2 separate regions of the Homo sapiens genome follow, and region 2 is linked to region 1. Evidence: chromatin loops called from intact Hi-C (ENCODE). Cell type or tissue: IMR-90. All regions are shown on one strand. Links, peaks and the distances in the headings refer to the core of each region. The heading gives the core; the rest is flanking DNA.

What was found. Hi-C counts contacts between places; a loop is a spot of excess contacts. Peaks named below come from ENCODE experiments on the same cell type or tissue, not always from the same donor. Only the 100,000 strongest peaks of a DNase experiment are listed, where the experiment ranks them.
Region 2: it touches region 1 in a loop (26-fold over the local background); 2 of 110 quality-filtered maps call a loop at or near these places.

Annotation. Positions count from the first base shown.
Region 1 is chr16:48,684,230-48,691,367 of GRCh38, reverse strand. All of the region lies in intron 1 of LOC105371240 (a long non-coding RNA gene), which reads right to left. Among named protein-coding and RNA genes, the nearest start is that of N4BP1, 78 kb to the right of the region's middle. RefSeq lists a silencer at 3,728-3,847. In IMR-90, for the core only: a CTCF peak has its summit at 3,723; a DNase peak (open chromatin) is centred at 3,737.
Region 2 is chr16:49,590,030-49,597,167 of GRCh38, reverse strand. The region is part of intron 5 of ZNF423 (zinc finger protein 423); the gene reads left to right. Among named protein-coding and RNA genes, the nearest start is that of LINC02179, 130 kb to the right of the region's middle. RefSeq lists an enhancer at 1-229. In IMR-90, for the core only: a CTCF peak has its summit at 4,076 (motif pointing right); no DNase peak of the experiment used is centred there; H3K27me3 peaks cover 1,197 bases.

The DNA of each region.
Region 1 (7,138 bases), core at 1,321-6,320:
GGCCTGGTGCATAGTAGATGTTCAGTAAGTATTGGCTGGAGAGAGAGAGGGAGGAGAAGATGGAGGAATTGAGAAATGGAGGAATAGAGGGATAGGGAAATACATCAATCACCTGTCTCCAGTCAAGGACAGGCATTTAGCAGCTGTTCAGAAAATAACTGATTGATTTTAATAGGCAAATGATAGGTCTTAATAAAATTCTCATTGTTGCTGAGCACAGTTGGGCTAGATTTTGAATAACAGTTTCTGTAAGACATTGATTCAGAATACCCCAGACCCCGGACCACCTCCTCTGACATTTTTATCAAATCAAAGGACATTGTGCTATATAGTGCAAAAAGCACACAGCCTAGAACTCTGCCACTTATCTGGTTTGTGATCGTGGGTATATTTCCTTAAGCCTCTGTTTCCTCTTATTAAAGAGTAGGGGAATGCAGAGAATTGCAGTAGGAATAAAAGGAATACTTTTTTGAAAGCAATTTGGGGTGTTTGTTTATTTTGTTTGTTTTTTTTCAAATCAAAATGAATGTATTGAGTACCTGCTGTATGTTCTTTCTGAGTGCTGGAAAGAAAGATAAAAGACAGTCCCTGGCCCAGAGGACCCCACAGTCTAGCAGTGAAGACAGACCCAGGAATGGGGATGTGATGGTTAATTTTATGTGGCAACTTGCCTGGACCACAGCACCCAGATATTTGATGAAGCATTATTCTGGATATTCCTGCGATGGTGTTTGGGATAAGATTAACATTTAAATCAGTGGACTCTGAGTGAAGCAGACAGCCATGTGGGTGGGCTTCATCCACTCCGTTGAAGTCCTGAATAGAACAAAGACGGACTTCCGCTACATAAGAAGGAATTCTGCCAGCAGACAGCCTTTGGACTCAAATTGAAACTCTTCCCTGCTTCCCTGGGTCTCCAGCCTACCCATCAGATTTTAAGCTCACCAAGTTTCCACAGTCACATGAGTCAATTCTTTCAAGTAAACCTTTCTGTATACACACATCTTGTTTCTGTTTCTCTGGAGAACCCTGACTAACACAGAGGACAATAACACAATAGTGAGTTGGATGCTCTAAGAAGGATCCTTAAGAATCCAGTGTCACGGAAAACCAAGGAGCAGTGATTAGCTCCATCTAGAAGGGTGTAAAGGAAGGCTTAGGATACTGGAGCTGGGACCTGAAGGCCAAGTTCATATTAAAAGATGAGAAAAGGGTCAGGCGTGGTGGTTCACACCTGTAATCCCAGCACATTGGGAGGCCAAGGAGGGCGGATCACCTGGGGTCAGAAGTTCAAGACCAGCCTGGGGAACATAGTGAAATCTGGTCTCCACAAAAAAAAAAAAAAATAGCCAGGCATGGTGGCACATGCCTGTAATCCCAGCTACTTGGGAGGCTGAGGCAGGAGAATCATTTGAACCCGGGAGATAGAGGTCGGAGTGAGCCAAGATTGTGCCACTGCACTCCAGCCTGGGCGACAAGAGCAAGACTCCATTTCAATATATATATATGAAAAGATCTTCCAAGCATCATTCAACAGGATCATGCTCACTCCCTCCATTTCCTTAGTAGTTATATGAACTTTAATCAGATTCTCTTTCTCTTGAAAATTCTCTTCTCCAGGCTGTTCCAGCCTATTTTCTCGTTTGAGGACCTAGCTGTGTGACCTAGACAAATCCCCTAATGTCTGTGAGCCTCAGTTTACTCCTTGTTAAATGCCTATTCATGGAGTCCCGGAAGGCACTTTGCACATTTCCTATTCTGTATTGCACCTTATAATTCTGTATTATTTTTACAGTGTTCAGCAGGTTCATACCCTACGGAACATCAATGAGTTTCTTCTGACCTCTATCCAAGGAAGTAGGGAAACAGGTTTACCTTATAGCATGCACTATATAAATTAGCTGCAAAGAAAGACAAATATTTAACAAATTTAAATAATCAAATAATACTATATAAGATTGTGAACTCTTATATCCTAGAGTTTCATTACAAATGGAGACACTCCTGGGACTCTAGTGGCAAGGGGCAGGAGGAAAGAAGAGTTGGCATCTTGTGTTCCTCCAAGGACACAGTTGGATGCAGAGCCTCAATGTCTGAACCTGAAATTGGCCTCAGAGGGAGGACAGTTAGGCAGGCTGTTCTCTGAGATGGGAAAAGCATTAACTATGGAAGAATGGGGAGTCCTCTGCCCCACTCTCCCCACTATGCAAAAAAGCAAGAATTCATGAAGATGGCATCTGCTTGGCCACAGACCAGAATCATCCTGGGATACCTGGATGAGACAACCCTGCAGAAAGCCCCATGCAGTCATTACATCTGTAGAGCCCCATCACAGACTCCTGAGCGTCAGGGTGGTCCAATCAAGGGCATTAAATGGGAACTCCCCAGGGGCCTGATATAGGCCAGTCATTCAGGGGATAAACTTCTTTATCTGGGGCTCTTTACTTACCCCAGGACCTGCTGGGCCAAGGTTCTCTTTCAATAACCAGTTTTGTTGCTCAAGGATAAAGGGAGAATGCCCCATGGGCAGAAGAAACTAAATCCCTGAAGAATTCAATTGGCTGCTGCATCCACTGAGAAGATTAAAAATATACTGAGCACATACTGTTTCCCTCTTAGGAGGAGAAAGAAACTAACTAGACTACTCTAAGGATGTTCCTTAAGTCTCAGGCCAAATTAATGTCCAGACACACATTATTTGTGTGAATTGAAAAGATCTTATGTCTAGAGCCTCAAACTGGCAAACAAGAAAAACAAACCAAAAAGGAAAATGAAAAAGAGGGAAAGAAAAAAAAATAAGAGGGAAAGGCAAAGCATTCATAAAAGCATTCAGAACCCAAAGTGGTATCATGGCAAGATCAGGGGCCTTTTGAGTGTCTGAGACATGGGTTTGAATTTTAGTTCTACCCCCTTATTAGTTTTGTCATTTTATCTTTTCCTTTTTTCTCTTTGGCACAGTCTCGTTGTCTATCAAATCTAGTGATACCTACTTTTCAGGAACATTGTGAAGATTAAGATTACAGAAGAGATGATGTTGTTTGTTGGTTGAGTAGGCTTTCAACAAATAGTTTCGGTTACTGTCATTTCACCAGAAATGGCTCTTTATGTTCGAGTTAAAATGCATTGGATAATTGTTTTGTAATGGAAGCGGCAACAAAATTATAATCAAAGGAGCAACACAGCATGTGCCATGTAGAATTCTATGCTATGGTTTGGTTTAGAAGTCAACGTTTTCATCTTTATTTTATGCCTAATATAAAAATGCCTCAAGTTTATTTACCAACTAGACACTAATGTGCATTCTAAGGGAAATTACCCTCACCAGGATCTGACTCTGGCTATAAAATGTTAAATAACAAATCACTTAGTGAAAGAAAAATTTTTTTTGCTTTTAAATAAAGATGAGAGGGATAGTGGAATTCATAAAATAAGTCAGTCATATCTGTGCTTTGCTCTCTTCAACACATCACTAAAACAAGGGTCCTCCTGTCTCCATTTATCTTAAACTGAACTAAGGCTCCCAGCTCCTGCAAATGAGACCTCAAATGATCAATTACATCTTAGTGCACGAAGTCAAAGGGTAAATGTATTATTGCTCACCACAGGCCGACCCTAACCTCAGGATTAATGCCATAAACAAAAAAAAAGGAAAAATATAGTTAAGCCTGTGAAGGCACTGGCTTTGGTCTCCAAAAAATTACAAAAGGGAAATGATGACCCCTACCGTTAGGAACAAGAACAGACAGCCTGCTTTGGGAACCTGGAGAGGGCCGTGTGGAAGGAGGCGTGGTTATTGAGAGCCGCAAGGACACCGGCTCCCACAGTGGTGTGTTTTCCTGTTGAGGCCCCACTGGACAGGAGGCCCTGGCTTCCCCTTGAGGGATCTCTGCGGGAAGCAAAAAATTTATAAGCTCTCCGTTTAAAATATTTTTAATGTTTTAATTAAGAAGCTTGGGCTTGCTTTGGTAAATGTAACTTTTTTGCATTATATTTTATGCTTGAAATGACCACGCAATTTCTGATAAAGACTTGTTAATGATGATTTCTCCAAATTCCCAGTGGTCATCATCCATGGGAAAACTTGTATGCACAGGTAACAATGAAACATTTTTAATATTTTAACAATTCCAAAATTGTTGAAGTTATACTTAAAGGATCTAATAGCTCTTTGGCATGTGGAAATTTCTTGTAATAATGCAAAAGTTTTTCAAATTCAACCCAGCCTTTTAACATTAAGTATTTTCAAATAATGAGGAAACTATAATCTGCAAAACATGAATTGTTGGAGGTGTCATCCTGCAGCAAGCTTAGACACCACAGAGAGAGCTTGTCAGCCACAAGTGGACAGACAGCCAAGAACTATATTTCTATTTCAGGGCTTCTGCTTGGAGCTGTGCTTCACACTATCCCTGCCGAACCTCCTCAGTGCCACCCCATTCTTCCTATAATGACCACCTACCTCTTCCCTGCCCAGCCTACAACGCCCTCCATTGCCCACCCTATCCTGATGTCATCATCCATTCCTTTCCAGGCCCCTCACTGGCTGACTGACTTTCTCCATGGCTCTTTCCTGCCCCAGGACTTTCACACGAGCTGTTCATTACCTCTGCCCAGAACATTCCTCCCCTGTCTTCGCCTAGCTAACCCCTATTCACGTGTGTGTTCCTCAGGATGCCTTCTCTGATCACAACAAAGTCTCCCCATGCTCACGGTTTTGTATTTCAGTTTCCTCGTCTGTAAAAACGGAAATAAAATAGGTTTGTTTTGAGGAATAAATGAGATATGACACATTTAAGCACCTAGAACAGTACCTGGCTTGCAATGAATGTTCAATAAATCATCACTGCACTTTCACACTTTTCCTCTGTGGCCTGTATCACAACTATAAATAGATATTGATTTGCTTGTATTTGTTCCTCACTAGGCTGTAAACTCCATCAAGGCCAGAGAACATGTCTTTTTCTTTTTCCACCACTATATACCAAGGCCCAGCATAGTCCCTGGTGTCAATGTATATTTAGGGTTTTTATTGTTATGATTGTTGTTTTATGTGTATATTTTCATTTTCCTTCCAACATTTATTTCAGGTTCAAGGGGTACATGCGAAGATTTGTTACATGAGTAAATTGCATGTCATAGGGATTTAGTGTACATATTATTTCATCACCCGGGTAATGAGCTTAGTAACAAATAGGTGGTTTTATTGTTGTTGTTTTGCGGGGGGGCGGGTTTGGCTTGTTTTTTGTTTTTTGTGGGTTTTTTTTTTTTGAGACGGAGTTTCACTCTGTCACCCAGGCTGGAGTGTGGTGGGGTGATCTCGGTCACTGCAACCTCCACGTCCTGGGTTCAAGCGATTCCCCTGCCTCAGCCTCCCGGGTAGCTGAGATTACAGGCATGCACCACCATGCCAGGCTAATTTTTGTATTTTTATTAGAGACGGGGTTTCACCATGTTGGCCAGGCTGGCCTCGAACTCCTGACCTCAAGTGATCTGCCTGCCTCAGCCTTCCAAAGTGTTGGGATTACAGGCGTGAGCCACTGCGCCTGGCCCAAATAGGTGCTTTTTAAATCCTCACCCTCCTCCCAACCTCCACCCCCAAGCAGGCCCTGGCGTCTATGCAGTTGGTCATGGAAATTCTACACAGCAGAGAAACCGCATCAAGTAATTGGAGGGTGAATCTGAAAAAGCTTAAAATGCTGATGTAAAAATACATCAGACCCACTTCCTCTTGCTGTCACCACCTCCCTAGCTCCACCCTGCTATACTTCCTTCCCCTCCCTCCCTTTTATCCCTTGCTGTCCCTGAATCTGTTTTTCTGGCATTCCGTGTTTCTCTGCACTATTCCCATATATGAGCTGATACACAGTAAGTGCTCAATAAACTTTATTGAATAAATTCTGGGACAACTGAAGAGCTGGATGAAAGAGGGAGGATGGATAAGTAGGAGAATGAGAGGATGGATGGGGTACACACTCCCCCACTTAGCATGGAGGAAATTTCCTCTTGTGATTTCAAAAATCTACCCCCCCGCCAAAATCTCTACCCTGATGTTTGTTCCCCTAACCCAGTGAAAACAGAAGTGGTCCCTCTCCTTGAAGTTAATTTAAAACCTAAACATGAATCCAGTCTGATGGGCCCATGACACTTGAGGCTCTATCTGGGCAGCCTCTCCATTACTCCTAATGGCCAGCTTTGAAATGGAATTACTTCATTCTTCAAAGTAAAGTGCAGGGAGTTTTTCCCTCTCTGAACAGCAAGCACATACTGCAAAGACATTCTGCTTCTATAAATATGCTTTTCTAAATGTTAAAGGGTTAGAGCAATTTCTAAAGGTCTCTGCCTCGAAGGAGCCCTCCAATGATATTTAATTGAACTACTTTTGCTTTGAGAAGTGAGGAAACTAAAATGTAAGAAGTGGAAATGCTTCTTGGTTTTATGTCAAAACATAGGCTTCTAGAAAAAATAGTGGAAAATAATTTTCTGTTATTAAACTCAGGAAAATGAATGTAAACAGCTCAACCAAGGAGAGCAAAGTACAGGATTTTTGTAGGACAGTTGGAGGAAAAACTGTCTCCTTTAAAACTCTCATTTTAAACCCTTAACAACTGTTGAAGGCATTTGTGTTGATGAAAATCACTAAAAATCTCTCTCCTTCCTTTGGCATTCAAAATTGAGCATTCAATATAAACATGTCTGCAGCAAGTTTAAATATTAACTTCTTTCATGACATCCCATGGTGTTTCCAGAGCAAATTCCTCTGAACAGAAGAAACTAAATTTTGTAAAGGTTGAAAAAAGAGACAGATCACCTAAATGAAGCAAACTCTCTGGAAACACGCAAATGATCAACTTGCCATTTTGTATTTGTGAAAACATTTGAATGACAGTTGGCATATTTCAACCTAAGTCACATTAAGGAGCCAATAATTAAATCTTTGTTCCTACTCAATGTATTGATAATGTTGGTATAATTCTGAATTTGATGTGATGTTCTCTGAAGAGAAAAGGGACTGAGGACTGCTGAGTCAGCATTCACAGAATGCCAGAAAGAGAAGGTGAATGAGTTTGATTACTACACAGTTGCAACTGCTGTGCCCTGCAGAACCCCAGTGGACACTATGCATTTAGAGTACAATGTG
Region 2 (7,138 bases), core at 996-5,995, 910 kb before region 1:
CAGTGGCGTTACTCTTTTTGTGGTTTGGAAACAGACACTCCCAACTTGGAGTGCTCCAGCCATCTTGCCAGCTGCTCCTGTTCATCACAGCTGCTCCAGGGCTGACCTTCAGAGAGATCTCTCGATGCCCAGAGAGAGCTCTTAGGTGGTTGGATGGAGCCCGAAGCCCAAGCCGACCCAACAGGGCAGAGAGGAGCCACGTGGCCGAAACCCCAGGCATCCTTCTTGCTTCTGCCCCTTGCTGGAACAGAATGGCTGGGCTGTGCTTCCTGGCGTGTGGCCCTGCCATATTCCATCCCTGCCTGCCAATCCCTAGGGGGTGAAGAGGTGGGAGTGGGGAAGCACACAGCCCTGTGCCTGACATCCCCCTCCTCTGCACAGCATGCAAGGCCACCTTCCCGGGCTGATGCTGTGAAAGCGATTCTCTGTCTCTCTCCTGCAGCCACGGGGAGATAAAAGCCAGGGCTGTGGGGATGGTAGAGAGGGAGCCAAATTATATTTATAATATTAAAGTGAGTGCATTTGTGGCTTGCTGTTCTCCAGGGTTTTTCATAAGTAGAAAAACACAAATTAGCATTTTCCATTTCCATATATTGACTAGAAAAATCGCCTGCTCTCAATTAAGACCTATAGCTTTTGGGATGTATGCAACAATTTTATAAAATATTTACAGCAAGATTTGCATTTTACATGGTGTTACAGTTTTTCTTGTGTTTAGGAGTAAGGGCTGAGGCCTTCGAGAGGAAATACATTCTCTGGAATCGAGGGGGAAGGAAGCTGCGGGCTGTTGTTTTTCTTGCCTTCTCTATCTACTCCGGCTGTCCAGGGCTGACGTTGTCTCTGGTAATTACCTAAGGCTGATCCACCCCTGAGCTATTTGTTAGTCTGTTTTCAAAGCCCGTGCTCCTTTGACAAATCTATTACTTTCCCTTTAAAACTTGCCGGAATGGAGCTGTTTGCGGCTTTGTGCGAGATGAAGAAGAACATTTTTTTTTCCCAATGTAAAAGCATGCCGTAAAGAACATAGCTATTTCCTGGATAATTTGCAGTTGTATATTTTATGTTAATTTCACCGAAAATACTGCACCCCTGCCAGGTTTAGTAGTGGCTCACTGTGATATGAATAATTTCTAGTGAATCATTTTTTTTTCTTCATTTAAGATTTGGCACCTTTTTAAGATTTTAATAATAGCAACAAGGAGGAAGATTTAGAACAAGTGAAACATTAGTGCCAAAGAAATTCACGTTGAGCGCTAATGTAAAATAGCAAGAATAATTACATGGAAAGCAGTTTCCACAGATGTTTTTCCTTGTAATGTAATAACTATTTACTAAACTGTTTATTTTAGGCCTTTGGTTTATAATAAAATATTTATACATTCTCTGCTGTAATAAAAAAATATTGACAAAATACTATAGAGGTTTAAAAAGACAATTGATATTTTTATTTTCCAGGAAGCGAGCATGGTTTAAAAGTTTGGTGCTATTTTGGTGGATGTTTCAAGATTAGTGAATCTGGGTTTGGTTTTTGAGTTCATTTCTTAGTTTACTGTTTCAGAACTAACTGCACAGAAAAATTTTGTTAGCCTATCATTGGATGCAGGTACTGGTGGGCACTTTATTTTTTAAAATAGAATTCTTACCTGTGAATCCCTCCAGTTGAGTGCTAAATATGAGTTGCAGATCTCTCCCTATTAATCAGTCAGGCTAAGCTGGTCTGTGGCTGGGAAGGCAGGAAGATGCTAGTGAGTGCGCCTGGGAATTTAAGTTCAGGCAGGATCAGGGGCTGTTTGGAGGGCAGTTTAGCCCTGGGGTTTCTGGAAAGATTTGACCTTGATTTTCAGCCTCTGTCTGTAGCCACTGAAGTATGTCCAGGGACAATGTCCCAGTGTGGGTTTACCACATGTGAGCTCCATCTGGAGCTGGGAGTGGCAGGGAAACCCTAACTTCTTGAGCCCCTCTTTTGTACTGTCCTCATTGGGGAGGAAAACCAACAGGAGGGGACACAAGAGAGACCCCCCCACCCCCACCTCAGCAGCACTCCCTGCCCTCCCGCCTTTAGCTGTGACGCAGATCGTGCTGTTGGGGTCACCCGGGTGTTCAGGGTGAAAATGGCCAAGGTGGTGGGGTGGAGAGGAATTTAAGGACCAAAACAAGAAAGAGGATGCCAAGGAGTTCTGAAAGAGCCTGGCTGGGCCTTGTCTGTGTTTTGGGAGCAACTGACCAAGGTCCAGTTTTGTAAGAACCAGCCTCCTTCCGCCCTCTTGCTCTCCCAAGACATCTGCGTTGACAGCCCTGTGTGTGCCTGTCGTAGCTCCTGAGGGTATGTCTGTGAGCCTGAGTGGTGGCCTCTGTGTATCATGTTGTTCTTGCTGCTGTTGGCCGTGTGTGCTCTAATTTGTGTTATATTTGCGCCTGTCCATCTGCATCCCCGTGAGTTTGTTTCGAGTCTTCTGTTTATGGGTTTAGATGTCTTTGTGCCTGTGGGTGTTTTTTTGGGCTAACACATTGGATGCTTCTTTCTGTGCTTTGTGTTTGTCTTTGAGTGTGTTTGTGGTCTTATGTGTTTAATGCTTTGTATTTGGATCTGTGGGTTTATCTGTGTTTTTGTGTCTATCTTGGAGTGTATGTCTCTATATTCCTGTCTGTGTGTTGTGTGTATGTTGGGTGTGACAGTGAACCCCTCTTCTGTATGCCTGTGTTTTTCTGTTTGTGTCAGTATGCACTTGTGTGTGTGTGTCTGTGTGAGAGAGGTAAGCATTCCCTCTGTTGAGAGAGGCCTGGGGGCTTCCCAGCTTGGAGGCAGCTGGCTGTGTTACCGCAAGGGTGTGGCCATCTCTTTCCACCAAACTTTCTGATGGAAGGAGAGGAGAGAGGAGGCAGGGAAGAGATTCCAGAGGGGCCAGAGGGGATGGCGCATGGGAGGGAAGTGTGGAATTTTTAATAAAGAGAGAGACAACTGAACCAGGGTCTAACACCCTGCACAATCTGGAAGGGAACATTTACTGCTCTGGGTTCTTAATCCAGATATGTCCCCACTTCTGTTTACCCCCCAGCTGAAAGGCAGGCAGCTGGGGGGCTGAGGGGAGGGGATGGTTCTCAAGGACTCGCTTTGCACTGCTAGTTTTTGAGTTCTATCCTGACTTGGTCCATCCCCAGTAATCTAGGACAACATTTCCTCCTGTTCTCCTGCAGGGGACAGGAAGCTGCCTCTGGGGAACCTGCGGGTTCCATGGGGGGCCAGGAGGAGCCTCTTACAGATAGAGATTTCTGCTGCCTTCTGAGCCCCTGGCAGAGTTCTTGGTCTTCTCTTCAGTAGTGTGTTGCCTCCGCGGCCCCCTCTCCCCAACCTTGTGCTTTCCTAAATAAGCTTTACTCACTTTGCAAAGGAAGTGGATTTCTTCCAGGTCCCACACCAGCGGTGCTGGTCTTGGGGGCTTCTCGGAGATCTAAGGCCATTCTCCCTTCTCTGTGAGCAGGCTTGGGGCTTGGGTGTTTCATGTATACAGATGGAGAAACAAAGGCACGGAGGGCATATGGCTTGGTTGCAGGCAGAGAGTCAGGGTAGAGTTTGGAAGTTGACCTGTGGGAGGTGCTACAATCCCACCAGAAAGAGATCTCTGCAAACCCTGTCCGCCAGACTTCAGAGAGGGTTCTGGCGGGAGAGGCAGGGGTGAGACCTCTAAGGGACAAGAGTGAGGTCTGTGAATGGCAGAGAAATTTTTTTTTTTTTGAGACAAGGTCTTACTCTGTCACCCAGACTGGAGTGCAGTGGCATGATCATAGCTCACTGCAGCCTTGACCTCCCAGGCTCCAGCAATCCTTCCACCTCAGCCTCCTGAGTAGCTGGGACCACAGGCACGTGCCACCACCCCTGGCTAATTTTTAAATTTTTTTTGTAGAGACAGGATCTTGCTATGTTGCCCAGGCTGGTCTTGAACTCTTGGCTTCTTGTGATCCTCCCAAAGCACTGAGATTACAGGCATGAGCCACCACGCAGAGCCCAGAGGTTTGGCTCTTTGGGGTGGGGATGAGTTTGGGGTCAGAGCTGGATTGCTGTGGATAGCAGTCACCACCAGGGGTCCCCCTTCTCTTCACTCCCCCATACAACCTTTCCTCCAAATCCATCTTGATCAGGTATTTGAAGGATTTTGGTTTGGGGAGGGTGAGCTGATGACTGCACCTGGATGACTGACCCTTCTCCAGACCCACAACCGCACGAAAGCTGTCTCTCCACACCTTGCTAACATATCTTCTTCCCTGTTTATGGATGGCAGTGAGAAGTTGAGCCTGTGAATCTGGGCATCGCAGAGTGAAGACTGATCTGTTAGAAATGGATCTAAAATGAGCAAGGAGCATGTGGGGAGGGGAGGCGAGGGGATAGCCCTCAGGTCCGCCGGTTCTGGCAGAGGTGGGGGCATCACACACCTTTGCTGAGTGGGTTTGAGTTTCCTGCCTGCTTTGTCTTTTGTGTAACTATTCTCTGGTTGCACGTGGCTGACTCCCGGCTGGTGTGGGTGACGAGGATAGGCTTTACAGCGATGCCCTGGCACACAGAGCTGTCTTATTCACGTTTTGGTTCATGGCTTATGGCCCAGGCCAGGGAAAAAGAATTCACTCCTGCAAGTGACTTCTGCAAAAGAATTCTGTCACTGTGTTTTAGGGGAGCCTGCATTAAGAAGACTCTGGGGTCGAATAGGTCCCAAACTGCATTTTATGCTTTATTTGTTGAGTAGATGATGATGTGGTGGTTGTTATCAATTTTCCTAATTGGCTGTGTTCCTTATAATTTCAGCTGAACTGCCCCTCCTGTTTTTAAAAAAGCTGTGTTTTAAAAAACTCAAATAATACACTTTCCTTACAAGAAAAAAAATGCTGATAAACAGAAGAAAGAGATAGAAATCACCCTTAATCTCACCTCCCAGGGAAAACTGCTGTTAACAATTTGATGTTTACCTTTCCCAATTCTGTGTGTTCACACATGCATAGATACAGTTTTAAAAAGCATTTTGTTGTAGTTTGATATTTATACAGAAAAGTAGACATATCAATAAATAGAAATTAAAAGCAACTGCAAAAACCTCAATTACTTTTACACCAACCTAATGTAATAACCCTTTATTGATGCATTACATACAGAAAAGCTTACTTGTCATAAGCAGCAGATAGCTTGCTGAATTTTCCCAGACCAAACCCAGGTAAGCACTACATCATGACACAGTGTGACCCACACCCCAGAAGTTCACCTCCTGCACCTTCCTGTCCCAGCCCCCAGAGGACCACAACCCTGACTTCTAACAGCAAAGACAGTGGTGCCTGTTTTTTTTTCCTGTGTAGAAATGGAATCACTGCCTACTCTTTTGCATACTCATGTTTGGTTTCCAGCAGAGTTTTAATGTCTGTACTGTTTTTGCACACTTGTGTTTGGTTTCCAATGCAGTTTTAATGCCCATACTGTTTAGTTTCCAGTGGAGTTATAATGCACAGACTTTTGCACACTTGTGTTTGGTTTCCAGTGCAGTTATAATGCCCATACTATTTTTACACATTTGTGTTTAGTTTGCAGTGGACTTACAATGTCCATACTATTTTTGCACACTTGGCTTGGCTTCCAGTGGAGTTATAATGCCCTATTTTTGCACACTTGTGTTTAGTTGCAGTGGACTTATAATGCCCATACTATTTTAGCATACTTGGTTTGGTTTCCAGTGGAGTTATAAATGGCCATACTGTTTTTGCATATTTATGTTTAGTTTTCAGTAGACTTACAATGCCCATACTATTTTTGCACACTTGGCTTGGTTTCCAGTGGGGTTATAATGCCTATACTATTTTGCACACTTATGTTTAGTTTGTGGTGGACTTATAATACCCATACTGTTTTTGCACACTTGTTTGCTTCCCAGTGGAGTCATAATGCCCATACTATTTTTGTACACTTGGCTTGGTTTCCAGTGGAGTTACAATGCTCATCCTATTTTTGCACACTTGTGTTTAGTTTGCAGTGGACTTATACTGTCCGTACTATTTTAGCACACTTGGTTTGGTTTCCAGTGGAGTTACAATGCCCATATTATTTTGTAATCATTTCCCCCCAACAGTAGGCAGTGACAGTTTTCTGTGTCAGCACACATGTCTCTACATCATCATTTTTAGTGGCTGCTTGGTGTTCCATTATAAGAAGTGCCACAGTTTAAATTTCCCGTTGGAGCTTTTAGTAGTGTCACTATTAGAAACAACTCTCTATTGAACATCATCCTAACCAAATGGGTGACTTTCCCCTCCTTCTCTGGAGACAGAGTGGCCAGAGTGGTGGTGGGGGAAAGGCCCTCACCGGGCCGGCTGGAGCCCAGGTTGTGGTGTGAGGATGCTGGCATCGCTTCAGTTTGCCAGCTGGACCTCATCAAGTGCGGGTGTTAATTACTGGGAGGCCCCTGGTTCTGTGAGCAGGCGGGGGACGCTGGGGCTAACTCATGAAACAGGGTCACCTTGAAACAGACGCTTCCAGGGGAAGAGAAATCGAGGAGAAGACCAAGGGGAAGCACAGGGCTGGGGGAACGGCTTCCCACCAGCCTTGGCTAAGTCACCCTGGTGCCCTGGAGCTCCTGTATGGGATGTGCAGAGGCTCTCCCTGGCCCTGGGTGATAATGAGTGTGTGTCTTTATCCCTGCTTTTAATTGGGGTGAGCTGGGAGCAAGAATGCCCGTATCTGTGGCTTTCTCTTTTCCAGAAGACCCTTGCCCCCCGAAGCAGCCGTGATGCCTGCATGTCTTGAAAACGTGGCCGGTGTGAGTGCTGTGGCTTGGGTGTGAGCCGGGGCTGGGAATGGGGGACTGCCCGGCAGTGCCAAACGGGAGTCCAGCTGTGCAGCATGCCCGGGTCAGGAGGTGCTGCCCGCAGCCCCAGCCAGGTACGCTTAGGGCTGCAGGCGCAGCAGGGCCAGGTTGGAGGAGAATTAGGTTATTGCATTTCTTCTGTAATTCTTCATCAGGGCTGCTGCCTGGATCTGCTGCGGGAAAATCAATGTGTTCTGACTCCATAATTTCCCAGGTTGCCTTACTCCAAGTACCTTGCGCAGGGAAAGGTGACATCTCTGGTCACGTCTGTATGGACCAAATATATATATATATATATATAT